Regions from separate parts of the Homo sapiens genome. Here region 2 is linked to region 1. Evidence: chromatin contacts called from ENCODE Hi-C data. All regions are on one chromosome and are shown on one strand. Each heading gives the region's core, a stretch centred on a gene start or an enhancer-like site at or near the end of the contact. The rest is flanking DNA. Distances are from core to core; before and after follow the strand shown. Region 1 holds the start of EHBP1 (EH domain binding protein 1). Region 2 holds the start of ETAA1 (ETAA1 activator of ATR kinase).

What was found. A loop is a pair of places that touch in the nucleus more often than their neighbours do. Pooled maps may share reads with other maps.
Region 2: a map of B cell shows a loop between it and region 1 (15-fold over the local background). The contact joins the promoter of ETAA1 here to the promoter of EHBP1 in region 1. A Hi-C loop is called at or near these places in 3 of 168 maps with a recorded cell type or tissue (B cell, CD8-positive, alpha-beta T cell and naive thymus-derived CD4-positive, alpha-beta T cell) and 9 of 50 pooled maps.

Annotation. Positions count from the first base shown.
Region 1 is chr2:62,701,220-62,708,678 of GRCh38, forward strand. It overlaps EHBP1 (EH domain binding protein 1), which reads left to right and starts at 4,494. Exons shown (of 23, transcript NM_001142616.3): 1 at 4,494-4,833; 2 at 5,678-6,076. The coding sequence starts at 5,973. RefSeq lists an enhancer at 4,201-4,340 and silencers at 4,371-4,630, 4,751-4,830.
Region 2 is chr2:67,392,949-67,400,536 of GRCh38, forward strand. ETAA1 (ETAA1 activator of ATR kinase) reads left to right here and starts at 4,385. Exons shown (of 6, transcript NM_019002.4): 1 at 4,385-4,723; 2 at 6,221-6,349; 3 at 6,602-6,678. The coding sequence starts at 4,501.

The DNA.
Region 1 (7,459 bases), core at 3,244-5,743:
GCTGCATTAAAAAAGAGTAAAGGAACAGGTAAAATTAATTTTACTGTCTTTAATAAACCCAATATAGCCAAAATATTATTTCAATATGTAATCAATATAAATATTATTAATGTATTAATCTTTTTTGCATACTAAGTCTGAAATCAGTATATATTTTATACTTATAGCACATCTCAATTGGGACTAGCCACATTTCAAGTATTCAATAGTCACATGTGGTTAGAGGCGAACAGTGCAGGTCTCTAACAGGATTCCATTTCATTATTCCTCAACAGGTTAGGCTTTTGAAACTCAAAAACCAATAAAAAATTTTTTGTTTTTCTACATTCTGTTATATTCCTTTGCTGTAACAATGAGCAAAGACCGGCCTAAATGAGGGTGAGTGCAATGCTGAGGATCTTGGGGTGGGGTATAAGAGGAGAAAAGCCATAGCAAGAAAGGAAATATTTAACACTTGGAAAAACAACTACTACAGAAACCATCAGTTAAAATTTTAAAAGTATTGGCCTGCCACAGTGAGATTTTAAGGACATAAAAATTGCTATAGGATTGTTGGAAGTAAATTTGTCTGCTGTGGGTTTAAAACAATTTCATTAGCAGTTAAAAATTGCAGTAATATTGTTGTGTATAGTATAACCACTATGGTAACTGGAAAAAAAAAATACAAAAACCTACAGTGTTATTATTGGGAGCAAATCTTATTACTAGGAATACGGCACAGATAAATTCCATTAGTGGATAAATCCTGCAATAATACCTCTGACAATTTTTACTGCAATAACTGTAAAACCCAAAGATAAGAATTTTATCACCAGGAAAGATAATAGTAATTCAAGCCTATGGTTGCATTTCATAGTCTTGAATCTCCATTTGGGGAGTTTCTGAGGCAGTGACTAAAAAAGCTGTTTCACTGAAAATAATTTCTGTCATTTTCAAAATTGTCATGGCAGAGAAGATTTAAAGTTTTTGGATGCCATTTTCCACTTATTTCTTTGTATTCTATCTTCATTTTAAGCTTGATGATATTTAAAGGCAAATTTTAAATTATTTTAAATGTTGCATCTTCTGTTAAGTAAAACATTTTGCAGTCAACAACCTGGGTCAAATGGACAGGATAATTAATGTAACTTGCATTAAACCTGGGACAGAGGGAGACGATAAATCAAGATCCGAGTAAATAGGGAATTAGAAGGGGGCAGACACAGTGGGCAATCCTGGAAGTGGGAGGGTGAGTAGGAGGTACCTGTTGGTTGGTAGGGGAAATGGGACCTTAAGAAAAGGGTAACTTCTAGCATGCCAAAAGTTCTCAGCTAATATATGACATAAGGAGTTGTCATGAGGATTGAGGATAAGTGCATTCTTAGTAATTATTATAAAATCCTGAGTCCACCTAAATTATTGCTGTTCCAGTCTTGGTACCAATTGAATTAATGGGAGATAAATAATATTGAATGTACTCTTTAAGACTCTTTAGTCCTTGAGGTAGCGATGTTTGGCACTAAGTATTGCCCAAGTATTCTTGAAGGTCTGTTTTGTTCTTTTCTGTCTTGTTTATGTTTGCTACCAAACACAATAGCATATGCTACTAGTTACCATTTGACTGTTTACTATGTGCCAGATACTTTATGTACATATCTTCCATTTTCTCAACATCCCAGAAAGGTAGGCATGATTATGTTTTACAGGATCATGCTTTAAGAAGCTGGGACTCAGAGAGGTTAAGTAACTCGTGTTACTTTCTTGTGTACACACCGAACATGTTCCTGAAAGTCTTTAAGAACAGGGACTGTAACTTTTATGTACTATTGGTAATATTTAATATGATCAGGCTGGAAGCAGTGGCTCATGCCTGCAATCCCAGCACTTTGGAAGGCTGAGGCAGGCAGATCACTTGACCTCAGGAGTTCAGCCTGGGCAACGTGGTGAAACCCTGTCTCTACAAAAAGTATGAAAAATTAGCCTATCAGTTAATAGACTTGCTCCTTAAAAAAAAAAAAATTAGCCAGTCGTGGTAGCATGCGACTGTAGTCCCAGCTACTCGGGAGGTTGAGGTGGGAGGACTGCTTGAGCCTGGGAGGGTGAGGCTGCACTCCAGCCTGAGTGACAGAGAGAAACCCCGTCTCAAGAAAAAAAAAAGATTAATACTCGGTATTCAATAACTATCAGCAAAGCAGGCCAAAAGAGCTGAACATATTCTATATTTAATATTCTTCAATAAATTTAGTTAGTATACAGGTTGTTTTTTAAAATGTTATAGGGGGAAGAAGTAGCTGCTCTGTAGGGCCTCCAGGAGACAGCCTATGAACATGAGGTCAGTGGCAGAACAGGGTCAAGAGCTGTTCTTAATTCCTTCACTCATTTAGTAAACGATTCTAACTTTGATCTCTTCTTAGCTACCTTGGTGTCTAGAAGGAAAAATAAGAGTTTACATCCAAGACAAATATTTCCCCTAAAAAGAAGAGCTGTCATAAGAAACTATCAGTCTCTTGAAATTTTCCACAACTTGAGGAAGATTCCCTAGGGATCCTACTCCTTTATTTTTTTTTAAGACACCATTTAAAACTTATTACTTTTAAGGGAATTTCTTTACAATAAAGTCAGTCTCTCTATTTTTTCTCTCTTCCCCCTCTCCCTTTGGAGTAAGGGAAGCATGTTAAAAGAAACCAGAATGACCACATAAGAAAGTTTGAGAACTTCCAGAGAACAGTAATAAATAGGGTGCAAAAACCTTCTGATCATCATGTGGATTGTTTCTGAAGGGTAACTTGGATGAAAATAATTTATGACCATTTCTACAAATAAGCCATTAAAAAACTCCACACACTTAAAGCCTACTAAAGATGCAGAATATATTATTATATGAGATCATAATGGCTGTAGGTTGTAGTGACTTCGTAAACCACTCAGGAAGGACATCAGAGAACTCTTAATAGAAAATAAGAATCAATATGATTATTACGATTATCTTAACATTTTAGAATTGACTAGCAAAATAAGCGATAACTATGCTGTTTTCTGTAAAATGCACACTGTGCTCTTGTATTATTAGATCATTTTCTTTATTGAAAGTGGAAATTGAATTAGATACTGGATTCAAGCCTTATATCTGTCTCCCCATCTCTCTTGATTCTTCAACATGTCTCTCCACTTTGTCTTGGCCCCCAATGTCTACAGATGGACTCAATTCTCACCCATCACTGCTCTCTCTTCCTGTCCCTGAAAGAATCCTCCCTAGACCCTAACACCTTTCAAGCTACTTTGTCCATGCACCCTGCTTTCCAACCTTCGTAAGATTGAATGATCCTTGTTTCCAGAACCCATCCCGCTTGCTTTCTTTTTATGTTAGCTTGCCTCTCTTTTTTTTCCAAACTGTCTGCCCATAGCTTGCTGATGCGCCTACTTCTCTGATTATTCCTTCTCGGTCTCTTTCCCATTTTACTCTGTTTATTCCTTAGATGCTAGGATTCCCCTGAAGTTTCATTCTTTGTCCTCTTTCTCCACACCAGGGGTCTGTGAACCACCTAAAACTGAAAACAATTTTTTGTGTTTTGAGACAGAACACTTTTTCCCCCTTGAGAAAGTATCTGTAGCTTTCATATTCTCAAAAGGGCCCTTGGCTCTTTTAACAAGATTGAGTGTCCCTGCCCTCACTCTGCCTCCTCCTTTTTGCCTTTGACCACCCTTTTTATATGCTAGCTGTTCCCAAATCCATCTACAGTTCTCACTAGGGGCAAAAGAGTCCGACAGCGAAGAGGAAACCAAGATTCAAAGAAATGTTGAAGACTCCGAACAATAAGAAATTGTACTGTACACATTTTGTGTCTAGCTCAGCTGATTCAATCCCACTGAAGACCAGTTGACTCTATGTTGGGCGGGGAGCGGCCGGGGTGTCGGGGGGTGCCTGACAGGGTCATTACTTCAGGTTGTCAGGTAAGATCCCAGGAGGAACTGGTGAAATAAAGGCTATGCGCAAAAACCCTAGTTGCCAGTGGCGGAGGAGAGGGCGCGCCCAGGTCCTGGCGGAGATGAGAACAGGAGAGAAACCCACAGGCAGCTGCACTGCCCACAGCTGCAGCGAAGCCAATCTCTAGGTCTGCAATCACCCTTAGGGGCCAGAAACCCAGCCCCGCACCAGCGGCGCCTTTGACGGACAGCCACCTTCTGCAATCACCTTGCAGTTCACTATAAACACTCCCTATTCCTCCCGCCTATCGCTTCCCTCTCCAAGCCAATCAGAAGAACGGGCGGGATCGTCCTTAGTCGGTTCCTTCTTTTTTTTTTTAAAAAAAAGGTAGCCTGTGCGTCGCATTCCGGCTTCGGGGAAAAACCACCTCCCGAGCAAGGGCAAGGCGGAGCCCCTGTGATGGGCAGGCAGTTCTACCAATGAGGTGCCCCAGCCGCTGTAAGACCCGGCCGCCGAGGTGGGCGGGGCACGCGCGGGGCCTGGCCAATGGCGGCGGGGCGGTGGAGGTTGAGCTGCCGTGGGTAGGGTTAGTGTGAGAGGTGCGGCGGGGGAGGTAATGATGATGGTGGCGGAGGAGAAAGGCGGGGGAGGGGGTGCTGGGCGCTGAGCGGTGGCTCTGGCAGGGCTTGGTAGGGTGGGGGACGGTCGCGGGGCGATCTGTCAGGGAGGGGGTGGGCGTGAGGGGCGCCGTCCGCCTGAGGGGCTGCAGATCCCGGCTACCGCGAGCGCCGTGGCTGGCTTGGCTGTTCCATGTGGCTCCGGCGGGGATGGAGGACTCGGTGGCGGCGGCGGCTGCTGCTGCGGCGGCGACGGAGGAGCGGCTATGAGAAGGGAACGGGGCCAGACTCAGCCCGACAGCGGGATTAGAGGTGTGAGGAGGGGGCGGGAGTGGACGAGCGGCGGGGCCGGGGCTCGGGGTCCGGGCTGGGGTCTTCTGGTATCGCCTGGGTGACAGGGACCGCGGACGAGCCACCGCCTGTCTCCGCTGGGGGGCAGGGGTCTGGGCTCCGTGCGTGAGGAGACTGGGCTCCGGCGGACTGTTTCCCTGAGGATGGGGGAGGGAGGCACCGCACCCTGCACAGTCCACTTGCCCCGCTGGTCATTGCTTCACCCCCAGGCAGGAGTTTCCATTTCCCTCCGGTTGGCAGCGAAGGAGCCCAAGTGGCCTGGAGCCGGGACATTGCCCTCTCTCTGCCTGGAGATTTCCCTCCACTCCTCGTTCCCCATCCATTTCCTCCCTCCGACTGAAAAATAGCATTCCTCCTGGCTCCCTAATTTGTTCCAAGCACATATTGTCGGACTTGAGGCTATTAATTATCGACTGAAAAACAAAGTTTATTAAAAAATACTCCACTTCTCCCTCTTTCTGGCGGTGGACATTAAACAGCATCCCTAGACTTTCCCGCTCTGCTCGCCCTTCAGTGATGCTAACAGGGGGAGGTAGGGCCCCGAGTTACCGTCTCTCTGGATTGTTGTTGGTGCTGACTACCTGATGTGTCGCTCCACGTCTTCGGTGTGAATTGTAATTTCTTCCTTGGTGTCTTGCATCCTTGATGTTACTGGCTTTTGAGGTCAGTGTTTTGTTTCATTGTTTAAAAGACATGCAGAGAACTGGGATGGTCTTTTGCAGCGTTATTTAACATGGGTGGTTAGTCATTTCTCATGATTCTCTCCTCATATTCTTTCTCTTTTTGTCTTTGTTTTGCTTTTCAGCCCTCCAGAATACCCATCATATAGCCCCTGAGGTGGCATGGTGATGTCTCCATGAGGGAACCCCTTCCCACTCATCCTGTCACGTATATCATAGTGTTCTTGACTGGGCCATTCATCTAAGATGGGATTTACCCTGTGAAACAGGGAGAAGACTTATGGACCCCAAGCATCATTTCGAGTTGTAGTTGAGTTTTTAAAAGACATACATGCAAAGTTCCTTTGCTTTGGACCCTCTGCATTATTAAAGCTGCTGTATTGCTAACCCAGAACTGCTCCAGTGTCTTGACTGATCATCATGGCTTCAGTTTGGAAGAGACTGCAGCGTGTGGGAAAACATGCATCCAAGTTCCAGTTTGTGGCCTCCTACCAGGAGCTCATGGTTGAGTGTACGAAGAAATGGTAAGATGTACCTGGAGGTAGATTTTGCTGTGCTGTGGCCTAAGCATACTGTGGCCTAAACTCTGGGTCTTCTGATAGTATATTTACCTTTCTATAGTGCACTAGTGTGTAGAAGCTGGGTGGGGCGCAGATAACTCTAACAAGTACTGTGCTGTGCACTGTTGCTGCTAGTACCATCCCTGTGGATTTTAATTACTGCGCTTCAGTATGGCTCAGAGGACTGTAACTGTGAGAGCACACTAAATACAATAGATTTGGTTTTGAGGTTATTCATCATTAGTGTTAAAATAACTTTGATTTTTGTAATTTTAAGGAGACAAAGAATGGCTACTGAAATATTGTGAGCATTAATCCGTATATTTTAATATAACAGGCATATGATTTAATAGAGTTTTAATATAGAAGTCTATATTCTTGTGGGGTGATGGTAATCTATTTTATTTTTGTTTTTTCATTTTTCCTTGCTTAGGATAAAGAATTTTTCATTATTTGATTAATGGAATGCCATCCACAAAACCTTAGAAATTCTTTTGTTAAATGCTTACTCAGGCAACTGTATTTTATTTTAATTGCCTAATGGGATACATTTCTTGGCCAGATTTAAGGAAGCAATTAGTAGTGCTGGTCTGTGATTGGCTTTTTTCCACTTGAGAAGAGTAAATATAGGGCTTTCTTTCCATTGCCCTGAATGATAAACAACAAAAATTTTTTATTTAGTGAGAGAAAAAAGTTAATTTTAAGCAAATGGTCGTTTGGGTCTTGATTTACTGCAGTGATTAAGCAGTAATGGACTTATTGCAAAATAAGTCCATTTCTTTGTCCAGAAGGACTGTAATTCAGGTCTGTAATAATTTTTCTTTTTAACATCCATTTTATTAGATTAAAAAAATAGCTTGCTTTATTCTAGAACTCTTATATTTGAATATTTATTTGGAACTAGTTTCTGAATGCTTTTCTCTTCAACTTATTAGGAATATTATTTTAAAATCAGTTTGAGAAATGCATGCACTCATTACCTACTTTATACCAGGTACTGTGGATTTAGAGTAGAATACAACATAATCCCTGTCCTCAAGGAGTGTGCAGTCCAGTATAAGGAGAGTCACATGAATAAATTCACCGTGAGAGATGCAATAATATAAATATGTATGACATAAGGATTTTAATCTGTCTCGATACAGTTGAGTATCTTTGAGGACGGGTTATTTAACTTCTCCGTGATTCAAGTTTCCATATCCATAAAGGTCATAATGGTGCCACTTCATGGGGAGGGTAATTGTGAAGATTAAATGAGTTAATACATTTAAAATGCTTGGAACAGTGTCAGGGACATAGTGCCTAATAGATGCCATTATTATGTACAGAGGTCGCAGAGGGAAAAAC
Region 2 (7,588 bases), core at 3,135-5,634, 4.7 Mb after region 1:
CCCAGCACTTACCCAGGTACATTTTGGGGTGGAAACATTGTAACAAAACTGTTAAAAACAAACAAAAAAACAAAAACCCTCTAATCATTGTGTTGCTTGTTCAGATTCTGCCAAATGCACTCTCACAGATTTGGAGCTGGAGCTCTGTATATAAAACACAAACATAATTCACATAATTATGGATTTTTTTTTCTTGAAAGGAAGACTGCTCACAGTTAGCCATTGATCAGTAGCATTGACCCATCGTTGTAATGTAAGTGAGGAGGCAATCACTGGCAGAGAAGCTCCTTAGTAACTCAGACCTTCAGTGTCACAATTTTTGCCTTAATAATTATTGTCAAGTTTATAAATAATCCCTGTAAGTGAAACAAGCAAGAGTTTCACTTTGGTTTATTACAGTTTTTAGTTGCAGTAAACCTTACTTATATGTATAAATTATTCAAATGCCTAGAAATGCTGAGCTATGAATCATATTGCATTCAAACATCTGTAAGACTTTTGTTTCACATTAAAAACATTTTATTAAGGAGTTAATTGTGTTATACTTATTTCAGGAGCTATAGTCAGGAAGTAAATTTAATTTGAAGTACACTTAGAAATGTAACAGATTATGTAAAGTAAGTAATTTTCAAGTTAAAATTTACTATAATTTCCTACCCCATAATGATTACAGGTTACAGCCATCCTAGGTGTGTTAAGACAACACGTCTGTACTTTAGGCTCAAGTTGTTCATTTCAGCAATGGTTACTTGGGCACTATAGAATTTGGAGTTATGGTAAAGTATTCACTGTTATTTTATTTGCAGCATTAATATGCTTTAAAGGATTACTACATGGTTATTTCTCTTATAAACATCACTAAATTCTTTAAACTTCCTTAATTACTTTCTAAATGTGAGTTGGATATTTATTTGGTAAATTAAGTTCTTTTTACATTTTTTTTAATGCTTCTAGGATTTTTGGTCATTTGAGAGGTAGGAGAGATCTCTGAGAGAAATAGTAATATTCCTGCTAATTTATACAAGTGAAGGTTCAAGTAATTAATTTGAATTTTAAAAGATGTAATATCACTTGTATTCCAGTCTTATCCGGTTATAAATAAATAAAACTAAACAATGGTTTAAATACATGTAGGTAAAAAACAATCATGGAAAGAAAAAGTATTAGTAGAAGGTCAAACACTGAGGAAAAATAATGGAATTATCTATTCACAACGGTTTATATGGTTTATATAACTGCTAGCCCTGAATCTCAAATTTAGTTCTAGGATTTCTGTCAGCAAAATTAAAGAGTAAAAACAGAATAGTTTACAAGATAGAAGAAATATATCAGCTCCTCAGTAGGAACTAAGATCTTTGCCTTACATTAACATTTTAAACATTTTAATTGATAAATATAACATGTGTGTAGAAAATGAACAAAATGTACAGCTCAGTAGATTACCACAAAGCAAATACTTTTGTAATTAACAACTAGAACATGAAAATAAACAAAGCCAATAAATACATGAAATTCTCTCCTCCCTCTGTCCACTTCTAATCACTGTCCCTTCCCCCTCCCGAAGGTAACTATTATCCTGACCTTTATGGTAATCATTCCTAGATTTTTCTTTATCATTTTAACACTAAAGCTTACATCCCTATACAATATAGTAGAACTTTGCCTGATGGAATTTATATGGGATTTATTTAACATTATGGAGGAGGGTTGGGAGGTCTAGCTTTTTTTTGCTCAACTTTATGTTTGTCAGATTTATCCATGTTGTCGCACAGAGTTGTAGTTTTCATTTTCATTGCTATTTTGTTGTGTGAATATAGTTCAATATATTTATCATTCTACTGTTGGAAAGCATTTGGTCCACTTACAGTATGAAGTAATTTTGAATTGAATTTTACTGCTAAAAGCATTTTTCTTCTTCTTTGTTTTTTCTTTTTTTTTTCTGTTGCCCAGGCTGGAATGCAGTGGCACAATCATGACTCACAGCAAGTCAACTTCTGGGCTCAAGTGATTCTCCTTCCTAGTAGCTGGGACTACAGCCATGCGCCAAAATGCCCAGCTAATTTTTTGTATTTTTTGTAGAGATGGGTTTTCGCCATGTTGCCCAGGCTGGTCTCAAACTCCTGGGCTCAAGCAGTCCACCTGCCTCGGCTTCTCAAAGTGCTAGGATTACAGGCATAAGCCACTGCATCCCACCAAAGCATTTTTATAAACTGTATCTTGATGAACAAGTCCATGCATTTAAACAGAGAATATTCCTCAGAGTGGGATTGCTAGATCAAAAACTGGTTTCCAAAGTGGTTGTGCCAAATTATACTCTCACCAGCAGTACGTGACAGCTTCCATTGGTTTACTGCCTCAATACCTATATTGTCAGTCTTTTTAACTTTAGCCATTCTGATATGGTTTTCATTTGCATTTTCCTGATTAAAAATGAATCTGATTTTTCCATAAGTTTGTTGATAATATTTTCTCTTGTGAAGATCCTGCTCAAGGGTCTCATCCACTTTTGGTTTTGACAGTCAATCATTTCCTTAGTGATTTGTATCAGTTCTTCATATAACCTATATATAGGCCCTTAAATATGTCTTATAAATATTTTCTCCCAATTTGTGCCTTGCCCTTCCTTCTCTTTAATGTTGTTTTTGAATGGACAGAAGTTCTCAAATTATCAATTTTGTGTAGTCACATTTATAATTATGCCTGGTGACCTTTGTTTTATTTCAAATGCGTTCTGTCATGAAGACAATTTATACCTTCTAAAATGTTATTTTATCTTCTACAATTAAATTTATAATGAATATATATGCACCTGATTTGGGGATAAAGTTTGAGGTAAAGGTCATGTTTCTTTCTTTTTCTACATGAACATCAAATAGACCAAGCACTATTTAATTTCAAAAGTCCTTTTACCATTGCTCAGAAGGGTCACCTTTGTCTTAAATCGTGTTCATTTATATGGAAGTCTGTTTCTGTGCTATCCTGTTTCTTTCATCTTTGTCTATCCTGACACCATCATAACACTGTCTTAATTACCATATAAGTCTTGATACCTGGTAGATATCAACCCTCATTATTCTTCGAGAGATCTTCAAGAGTTTATTGATATTTTTGGTCCCTTGCATTTTCATATAAATTTTAGAAAAAACTTACCATGTTACACACACACAGTCACACACTGGGCCTTCATATGTATTTATGTTGAATCTATAGGTCAGTTTGGAAATAGCTGACATTGTAACAATATTGAGTCTCACAACCCATGAACATAGTGTAACCATTTATTTAGGTCTTCGTTTTCTTTCAAAAAAAAAATTTTTTTTTTTTTTGAGACGGAGTCTTGCTCTGTTGCCCAGGCTGGAGTGCAGTGGCGCAATCTCGGCTCACTGCAACCTCCACCTCCCAGGTTCAAGCAATTCTCTGCCTCAGCTCCCAAGTAGCTGGGATTACAGGCACCCGCCACCACGCCTGGCTAATTTTTGTATGTATGTATGTATGTATGTATTTACTTATTTTACACGAAGTCCCCCTCTGTCGCCCAGGCTGGAATGCAGATGCGCGATCTCTGCTCACTGCAAGTGCAGTGGCGCAATCTCGGCTCATTGCAACCTCCGCCTCCCAGGTTCAAGCAATTCTCCTGCCTTGGCCTCCCCAGTAGCCGGGACTACAGGCACGCACCACCATGCCCGGCTAATTTTTTGTATTTTTAGTAGAGACGGGGTTTCACCATGCTGGTCAGGCTGGTCTTGAACTCCTGACCTCGTGATCCGCCTGCCTCGGCCTCCCAAAGTGCTGAGATTACAGGCTTGAGCCATGGCGCCCGGCCTCAAAAATGTTTTATAGTTCTCTTTGTAGGAAGGACAATCTTTAACTTATTCCTAGTTACTTGCTATCTCATGCACTATTATAAATAGTATCTCTTTAAAACTTCAATTTTATATCTGTTGCTAATCTATTGAAACACATTGATCTTTGAATATTGACTTTGTATCCAGCAACTCTTAAATTAATTTAGTAATTTTTTCTACTTTCTTTTGGATTTTTCTATGCACATAGCATCTATGAAAAATTAACTGTATTTCCTCTTCTTGAGAAATTCGAAGACTCTCAATAATCTGAATTTGACTAACGTGCAATTTTCGTTGTAAATTCAATAAAAAGTTGCTAGTGTATTCAATCTTTCCAACTCACAAGCTCCCACTCTCAGTTTACGCGGACCTGACTACTACCCGAACAACCCCCACCAGTCTGGAGGATTTTGAGCCTAGACACTCCTCCAGAGCAGGCTCCTGTCCCGGCTGCGGAAGTGCGCGCGCCCTCGGCACCTTAACAGTTCCGCCCCTCTCCCGGACCCAGCCAATCAGCGGCCGCCTCTTGCGCGCGCCCCACCGACCAAAATGGCGGCTGCCGTTGGTGCGGGGTGCGGTTTGTAGTGCTGTTGCCCTACTCATCCCTTTGCAAAATGTGAAAGAAGAAGCGGCTGGTGGAGGCGGGCCATAGGCAATGAGTCGGCGAAGGAAACATGATGACAGCCCTAGCCCGAAGAAAACGCCGCACAAAACAGTGGCGGCGGAGGAATGCGGCTCGGTGGTCGAGCCAGGGAGGAGGCGGCTGAGATCGGCCCGCGGTTCGTGGCCCTGCGGGGCTAGAGAGGGGCCTCCCGGGCCAGTGCGGCAGCGAGAGCAGCCTCCGACCGCCGCCCTGTGCAGTAAAAGTAACCCCGAGGGTGAGACGTCGGCAGCGCGGCCTGCCTTGGCTTCGGCGCCGCATCCCCACATCCCAGCTTGCAACAGGGAAATCTGGGGTGGGGGTGGAGTCTGGAGCGTGTATTCTGTCTCTGGGATTCACCCCTCGAGAGTCCAAAAATAATCCTATACCACTCCCCGATGGGCTTTTGTCCCCGAACTTCAGCACTACCCCGTTAGGTTTGACCATCCATTTGCCTCCGCCACAGGAATAGGTAATGTGGTTTACCTGTTTGCGGGAGGGCGGCTGCTTTCCAGGCTGCTCCTCCAGTCAGCAGCAGTGGTGGAGTGAGAAGAAACAGCTGATAGGCCCGCTAACCTCAGTTTTTGCCCGGAGAAGTTATTTCTCTTTAAACCCTTTTTTTCCCTGTGACCTGCTTTAGAGAAGAGTTCATAGGAAAAGTTAAAGTTTGTCTCAAAGCCTGGTAGATGTCTCACCTCATTGTGAATAAACCGGAAGTTCCTGTGTGTAACATCCCTCCAAATAAGATACTAAGGATCTCTTTCGTCTCGATTAGTTTTAGGTGTTACTTTTTAAAAGACTTCTAGTAAATCTTAGTTGGAACTGAAACTCATACAAAAGCCTTTATTCTGGAGCATGTTCTTGAAATAGTGCTTTTTTTTTTTTTTTTTTTTTTATACCTTACGTGTCTTTTTTCTTTTGGGAAAGAATCTCGCCCTGTCGCCCAGGCTGCAGTGCAGTAGCACAATCTCGGCTCACTGCAACCTCCGCCTCCCGGGTTCAAGCGATTCTCCTGCCTCAGCCTCCCAAGTAGCTGGGACTACAGGCGTGTGCCACCTCGCCCGGCTAATTTTTTGTATTTTTGGTAGAGACAGGGGTTTCACCGTGTTAGCCAGGATGGTCTCGATTTCCTGACCTCGTGATCCACCCGCCTCGGCCTCCCAAAGTGCTGGGATTACAGCCACCGCGCCCGGCCACCTTACATGTCTTTAATAATACTCCTATAAAGCAATTTGGGAATGAACAAAAATCTTTATAAAAATTTGAAAGTGATTCTAGACAAAAATTCCCAAGCATTGGATCACTAATGGTTTTTGAAGAATGGCAATTAATGTAGATTAGATAGAGTTGGTGAAAGGGGGCTAAACATATTTAGGTTTCTGTTGGGTTACTTTGGATTTTTGAATGTACCTATAAATTACAGATGGTTCCCCAAAGCCTCCAAGACTCAATGGTAATAAATAGAATGACTTAGGTTATACAGTATTGTATTATGCATTCATAAAGCTTCTGGATTATCTAGAAGTGTTTGCTATTTACAATGTGAAGTTTGCGAAGTGCCGCGTGGATTTTTATGTGAAACAAGCATTTCTGTTACGGTTCAGGTAATTATCTCTGGGAAAAAAAATTATCTTGGACTATAAAAGTTAGTCTCAGCTATTTGACCTTGGGGTCTTACGAAGTAAGGTAATGCTTTAAAATGCAACAATTGTTATTTTACTCATATTTTATATAGAAAGGTATGAAACACCAAAGAGAGCGCTGAAAATGGACTCACTGTCATCTTCCTTCAGTTCTCCTAATGATCCAGATGGACAGAATGATATCTTTTGGGATCAGAATTCTCCATTGACAAAGCAGTTAGGTAATTAATTATTAACATTTTTTATGTGAGTAAATATTTGATAAATGATTCAGATTTAACTAGAATTCTAGTCAGATAATAGCATCGGGAACCTCTGAGAATGTTATATGATTTTATCTGTATAAGTATGTGATGTAAACACATAATCCTCTAAGCTGCACTAAATAAAATTACTTTCTAAGAAGTGACAGCTGTTTTTTAAAATGGAGGGTTTTTTGTTTAAAATTTATAGAAATGTCTTTGTTTCTTTAGGTAAAGGAAGAAAAAAACAGATTTACACCACAGATAGTGATGAGATTTCACATATTGTTAATCGTATTGCTCCTCAGGTAAATATCACTAGTTTTACAGTTTGTTTTAAAACAGTGAAGAATGTGCCACTAAGTTTTTGTAGTTTCTTTAAATGAAAAGTATTGTCTATTATAATTCTTTTTTCCAAAAATAAGGCAGCAAAGATTACTGTTTTGCCTTTTCTACTTTTGAAATACATATTTTGAAAAAAGGAATATAATATAAAATACAAGATATTTTCTTAAGTATATATCTTGTTTTAATTTTTTAGAGTAATTTTTGACTAGGGCATTGTGTTTATCTGTAATGTTGTGCTTAACAACATACGACATCATTTTTCAAGTTGCTAAAATAATAGAATAAGGCAGTGAAAAAAGTTTATACTTCTATGATTGTTTTGTGATTGGTACTTCCTGTCTGTAACATTTCCCCATTGAAACTATTAATACTCATTTCCTTATAAGATTATCAAGAAACACTTACAAAAGTGGAGAGCACTGAATTCAAATTTAGTCCTCATTCAACCTCCTATGCTGTGTGACCCAGTGCAAGTTATTTAAACTCCCACCACTTCAGTTCATTCAGCCATGAACTAGAATTATTGTGTTGCTCTTGCTGTCTTCATTGGATCATTATGAGAATTAAACTAGATAAAAATTCTTTGTAAACTATAGAGTGCTATAATTGTAAGGTTACGTTAAGGTTGTTACTGTAATAGAACCATCTCCAAAGCTTTTTTTTCTTTTCTTGGACAGGCATGGTGACTCATTCCTGTAATCTCAGCATTTTGGGAGGAAGGCTGAGGCAGGAAGATTGCTTGAGGCCAGGAGTTTAAGACCCTGTCTCTTAAAAAAAATTTTTTTTTGAGTGTTTCGTTTCTTTTTTTCATTTCTGTTCTTTTATTGTTTGAGTGAAATAGAAATATGTTCAAGTCAATCATTTGACACA